Regions from separate parts of the Homo sapiens genome. Here region 1 is linked to region 2. A link is an interaction called in ENCODE POLR2A ChIA-PET data of the cell type or tissue named here. Cell type or tissue: A673. All regions are shown on one strand. Links, peaks and the distances in the headings refer to the core of each region. The heading gives the core; the rest is flanking DNA. Region 1 has its middle 56 kb from the start of FGFR2. Region 2 overlaps LOC105378523 (a long non-coding RNA gene).

Evidence for each region. ChIA-PET counts read pairs that join two places held together with the same protein. Peaks named below come from ENCODE experiments on the same cell type or tissue, not always from the same donor. Only the 100,000 strongest peaks of a DNase experiment are listed, where the experiment ranks them.
Region 1: POLR2A ChIA-PET joins it to region 2 with 5 read pairs; 1 of 35 experiments calls an interaction of 5 or more read pairs at or near these places.

The regions. Positions count from the first base shown.
Region 1 is chr10:121,652,938-121,655,856 of GRCh38, forward strand. No RefSeq gene overlaps it. Among named protein-coding and RNA genes, the nearest start is that of FGFR2, 56 kb to the left of the region's middle. In A673, for the core only: no CTCF peak of the experiment used is centred there; a DNase peak (open chromatin) is centred at 1,384.
Region 2 is chr10:121,243,762-121,246,680 of GRCh38, forward strand. The region is part of intron 1 of LOC105378523 (a long non-coding RNA gene); the gene reads right to left. Among named protein-coding and RNA genes, the nearest start is that of LINC01153, 67 kb to the left of the region's middle. In A673, for the core only: no CTCF peak of the experiment used is centred there; a DNase peak (open chromatin) is centred at 1,310; H3K4me3 peaks cover 643 bases; H3K27ac peaks cover 1,857 bases.

The DNA.
Region 1 (2,919 bases), core at 312-2,811, 410 kb after region 2:
CAAAAATATGGAACCAGCCCAAATGCCCATCAATCAACAGGTGAATAAAGAAAATGTCGTATATATACATCATGGAATACTACTTGGCCATAAAAAGGAGCAAAATAATGGCATTTGCAGCAACCTGGATAGAGTTGCAGACCGTTATTCTAAGTAAAGTAAGGAATGGAAAACAAAACATCATCTGTTCTCATAAGTGGGAGCTAAGCTATGAGAACACAAAGACATAAGTGATACAATGGACTTTGGGGACTAGAAGGGTAGAAGGAATAAAAGACTACACATTGGGTACAGTGTACACTGCTTGGGTGATGAGCACACCAAAATCTCAGAAATCACCACTCAAGAACTTATCCATGTAAGTTCAGAACTTATCCATGTAAGTTAACCATGTAACAAGTAGTGAACAAACATCATTTGTTCCCCCAAAAACCTATTGAAATAAAAAAAAATTAAAAGCATTATTCTGAGAAAAGGTCCATGGGCTTCATCAGAGGCCAAAGGGGTTCCTGACCCCAGAAGCCAGCCCTCTTCTGAGACCTGGGTCTACAACCCTAAACAAGAGTGATCTCTGCTCTCACAGCACTGCACTCCAATGGGTGAGGCAGAGAATAAAGGAAACAAGTGCACAGATGAATACATAATATCACTTCACATTGTGACAACTACTATGAGAAAAATAGAAGAGGGTCACGGGCAAAGGCTGAGAGGAGGAAGAGGAACTGATTTGATAGTGTGGCTGGGAAAGGCTCTCAGAGGAGAGGATATTTGAGCAGAGACCTGAATGGTAAGGAGTGAGCCATAGCAGGAGCTGGGGGAAGAGCGAGCCAGGCAGAGGCAATGTCAGTGCAAAGGCCCTGAGGCAGGCCTGAGTTGGGCATGCTGATGAGTGGCTGCGGGCCTTGAGGGAGGGAGCTAAAGTGGGGAACTTAGCTGGGCCAGTCCTGCAGGTCGCCTCTTCCAGTCCTACCATGCCCCCTCCCCAGGTGCTCAGTAGAGCTCTGTGCACGAGGAAGACCTCTCGGATAGCCTGGATGCACCTCCAGTATCATCCCGCAGTAAACGTACCAGGGTCCTTGGGTTTACCAACAGCCGGAGGCTTGGTTTTCAATCTTTGTTTGGCTGTCTCCCAACTTGAACAGTTAGTTTTAGAATACTGAGTTTTTTTGCAATGTAACATTTTCAAGTATCTGTGAACTGAAATTTTTGTAATTCTAGAGCCATTTTTACCAGAAAACTCACCACTGAGTTCCGCGAATAGCTCAGATGAATGCAAAATCAAGGTACAGCTTGGATGTAATTGCTTAACTAGTCTTCACGTCCCATTGGCAAGACAAAACGGGGATTTCCTTTTGAAGTCACAGCTTGACGTCTACCATTTCCTCACAGTAAGGGGTGGGATGGATGGCTCTCCATGTGTCCAGAGCTGTTTGTTTTGTTTCTTCTACTCAACCGCAGTAGACAAACCCTGGCGATGAGTTCCATGTAGCAGTCCTTAATCACAAGAGTGTCTCCGTTTTCCATAAACACGGCAACATGCTTTTCATTCTCAGCATGCATATTTCCAATTGCCTGTCAGATTAGAAATGTACAGCTTGCTCTCAATAACCCATTATAATTTTCGCGGTAAAATACAACCCTAAGAATTGAATGCCTTCAGGAAAACCAGTTAGTTCAAAAATACATTCTGCTTACATAATAAAAACTCTCTTCCATTGCAAGTGACCATGGAGCTCTGAGCTGGCTTTGTATACACAGGTTCAACATGGAACTCCAGCTGTTTCCAAAAATTAACGATGCAGTTCCCTAAACTGAGGTGTGCTTCCACCTAGTGATCTGGACTCATCTTAGACAGAGGTAGCGGGCTATTGGAATGGCGGGCTTATTCATGGATTCAGTATTTAGTAAGCCCTACACCACAGGGGCAGTGTTTGGGGTGGGTCAGTTGCAATACCAACAGCTCATTCTCTTCCTGTGATGGACTCTCCCTCTGGTCCAGGAGATGACAGAAATTCACCAACACCTGCTTCTGTGTGCCACGTCGGGGGATAGACAATAGACAGTCTCACCTCTTGTTGGGAGACGGATAAAGGCTTTAGAGAGAGCCTGGACTTGAGAAATGATGGCGGGGACATGGCAGAGGCAATGATTCTGACTTCACACCTCGGTTTGATTGGCTCTTCAAAGTCTCTGCTTCTGTAACATGAAACCAGCGCAGGCTTCCCAGGAAGACAGAATTGTGTTAGAATCCCAGCTAAGCCATAAAGCTCATTTTTCACTTGGGCAAGTTTAATACTTCTCTGAGTCTCAGTTTCCTCATTTGTAAAACAGGGCCAATACTTTAGGGCTGTTTTTTGTTGTTGTTTGTTTTTTAAGGAGAGGACTAATGGTTCTGAAGTTCAGAGAACCATGCCTGGCACACAGCATTTGCTCAATAAATGGTAGCTGTTAATATTATGAAGCAAGACCTAAACAGTAACTGGAAGACATTCAACTCTCTAGGACCACACCCAAAGAGGGAAAGGCAACATCTCAATAGCTGAGGGTAGCCACGAGCACCAGCAGGCCCGGAACGATTCCCACAGAGATGTGTTTGTTCAAGCTTTTTTTATGGCTCGCTTCTGGTATCATTTCACAGGTCCCCATATTTGCAGCTTTGAGCTAACCTGCCAGATCCCAGGCCAGTGCTGTGACCGCCAAGCAGTGCGGAGCGGAGGGACATGCCTGCGCCAGGGAGAGGGGGGCATTGATGGATGTGAAGGAGACTGAGGAAGATTTTGCAGGCCAGATAGATTTTTGCAGCCTATTGATTTTGGAAGCCCATTTGCAGAACTCATTTGAGGGCTTGTCCAGGAGGCCTGTCCACAGCACGGAGCCTGGAAAAATGAAGCAGAACACTTGTTAATTCCTTCTGTGGCT
Region 2 (2,919 bases), core at 277-2,776:
TTCTTTCCCCTGTCCTGTCCTACCTCACCCCAGCATAGTGCATTCACGTGCTCTCTCACTATGCATCATCTTCCCTCTTGACAACCATCCAGAATATTCTCCTCTGACCCATACACTGGAGCAGGGGTTGACAAACTTTTTCTATAATACACTAGACAGAAAGTATTTTCATTTTGGAGGTCACACAGTCTGTCTCAACAACTGAGCTCTGCCATTGTAGTGCAAAAGCAGCCAGAGACAATATGTAAACAAATGGGCATGGCTGTGTTCCAATAAAACTTTATTTACAAAAGCTGGCAGTGGGCCAGATTGGCCCATAGGCTGTAGTCTGCCAACCCCTACATTAGACTATTACCTCCCTCTGTATCAAAAACCCACCTGCCCATGTCCCAGGCTGATAGGGATCTGCTTTCCAAGCCCAGTGATAACACGAGGCCCTTTTTACCTTCCTGAGTGATGATGCCTCAATCTGCTTTCCCTCCCAGGTGCCACAGACACATTTACTGAGTCCTGATGGTCAATCTGTCTCACAGGAAGGGCTCCAATACTGGTGATTCTAGACACATCAGAGGCCTAGAAGGGCCTGAGAGCAGAGATCATCCAATATATATTAATATGTGTTTTCCCATTTGTAAGCTTGGTCTAGTCATTCCACATGAGTGCTTCTCAACCTTTCTTTACCTACGCTCCCCTTTGACCAATGAAAACAGCATGTTCTCTTTTACTGTTCTTTGAAATAAAAACTACATCAAAAATCTGACCAATAGGGGTAATCCCTGATTTGTTTTAAACACACACACCCCATTTCCCACCACCACCACCAACCCCAACCACCCCACACCCTGATTTGGTCCTCTAGGGACACAGATCCCCCCACGCTCCCTTGGAATCCCTATTCTAAATAGTTGATATTGGCAGGATCCCAGTGTCTTAAATAATCACTGAATTTTAGAGTGGGAAAGAATCCAGAATACACTCTCCCACCCACCCACCCATTTAAGAAGTCCAAAGACTGTCTTCTTTAAGAACTCTGAGGGTCAAAGGCACACAGAAGATGGAGCAGCAGTTGTCTTGGGCAGTGGTGTGCCAGCTTGTGTTTGGGGCAACTTGTGGCATGAAAATGACGTGTCTTCGCACAACAAAGCGGAAAATAGCAGTAAGTGTTCCGGGTAATTCAAACACCAGCTGTCTCTGTGGTTTCGGAGCTGTGGTTCGCTTCTTAATCAAAAGGCATTCGGCCTACAGGAAAGGGGTTCTATAAATCACAGGAAGTTTCAAGAAGTCAACAAAAGGATTCCAAGCAGGAGGCAGCCAGAAAGAGGGAAATCTGATCTTTGCCCATATTATTAAGTTAACATTTTTCTACCAACATTTGTCTTCTCCCCTCTAAAATTCCTCAACTGACTTTAAGGATAAAGAAGCAAATCTATCGTTGGCAAACCCTAGAGTGGGTGGGCCATGAGTCTGCTACTCACTCAAATATCAGCTTCAAGACAAAATATAATAACCCCAAATTAGCTCTTCCTCATGAGCAATAAATTATAAATAAGTTGAAGTTCACAGCCAGAGAACTTGAGACAACCCTGATACAGCCTTAAAAAAAAAAAAATCACATCTCAGGTTACAATATAAAAGGCCTGTCTGGCTTTTTACTCAATATTATAGTTGTCATAATGGCGGTACATGTTCAGAAACTACCTCCTAGTGTTTTAGGAAACATTTCACGCTACTCTAATTCAGAGCATGGCCATCTGAAAATGTTCTCCCTGCCCTGGAAAGAGGCAGGCTGATGGGGGCTTTAATGCCAACTATTTGCACTTCTTACACCCATGAAAATATATGAACACCCTTACTTCTAAGCTACCTTTTGATTATTCCTAGAGTGAGGGAATTCACCCACAATTCTGTGTGCATATACATGCACAAACATGAATTTTTGGCACTACTTAGAAACACGCAAACATCCTCTCCCTTTGAGGTACACACGCAACAGCTACAAAGGGGTTTGAAATGATCAAAAAATCAGAGGTTCAGTGATTCTCATCATCAGCTTGTTTTACTTCAAACTTTCAAAGGAACTGGGTTTGAGGAGGTGGAACCCAGCCACTAAGAACTGGAGGATTGAGCTCTGTGAAGACAGCTGGACTCGTTTCACCACATTTTTTCCCTTGCTCTGCTTTTCTGGCTTGTTACCTGGCTGGCTGGAGGCTAGAACTAGTGATGGTCTGGCATACACAGGTACAAACATGGGTGAGGCTCTTTATAATTATTCTTGGTAAACAGAGCTGACATGTGGGTAAATAATGTCACAGTTGCACTTGCTCAGGGCCAGGTGATGGTTTCCCTGGGGCTTTACAGCCTGGGAGATGGCCTGTCTGACCCTACCAAGAGAGCCACAGGCTTGGAACCATCCTCTGTTCTCCAGGCTGGCTGGCAACTGCTGCCAGTGAGGCTGTTTGGACCTATTACCTATAAAGGACTCATTTGGAGAGAATACTGCAATTGATTTCTCATTAATTACCTTCCTAATTCCAAAAAAGTTTTGAAACCTATAAGCATCAAATTGAATACACTAAAACAGGAGTTGACACACTATGGCTGTAGACCAAATTCTGTCTGAGTAAATAAAGCTTTACTGAAACCCAGTTATGTCCATTCATCTACATATTGTCTACAGCTGTTTTGACTCTGCAAAGGAACAGGTAAGTAGCTGTAAGAGACCATGCAGCCTGAAATGGTTACTACCTGGACCTTTTACCAAAACGTTTGTGGGCTCCTGCACTAGGGAGAGATAAAGAGATAAAATGCTGACAATCATTTAGTCTCAGGGTAGTCATTACATATTTACTCACAAACTGAAGTAAAAATTGGGTTCATCCTAAACAGCCAACAGTAGGGGAATGGCTGGGGAAATGTGGT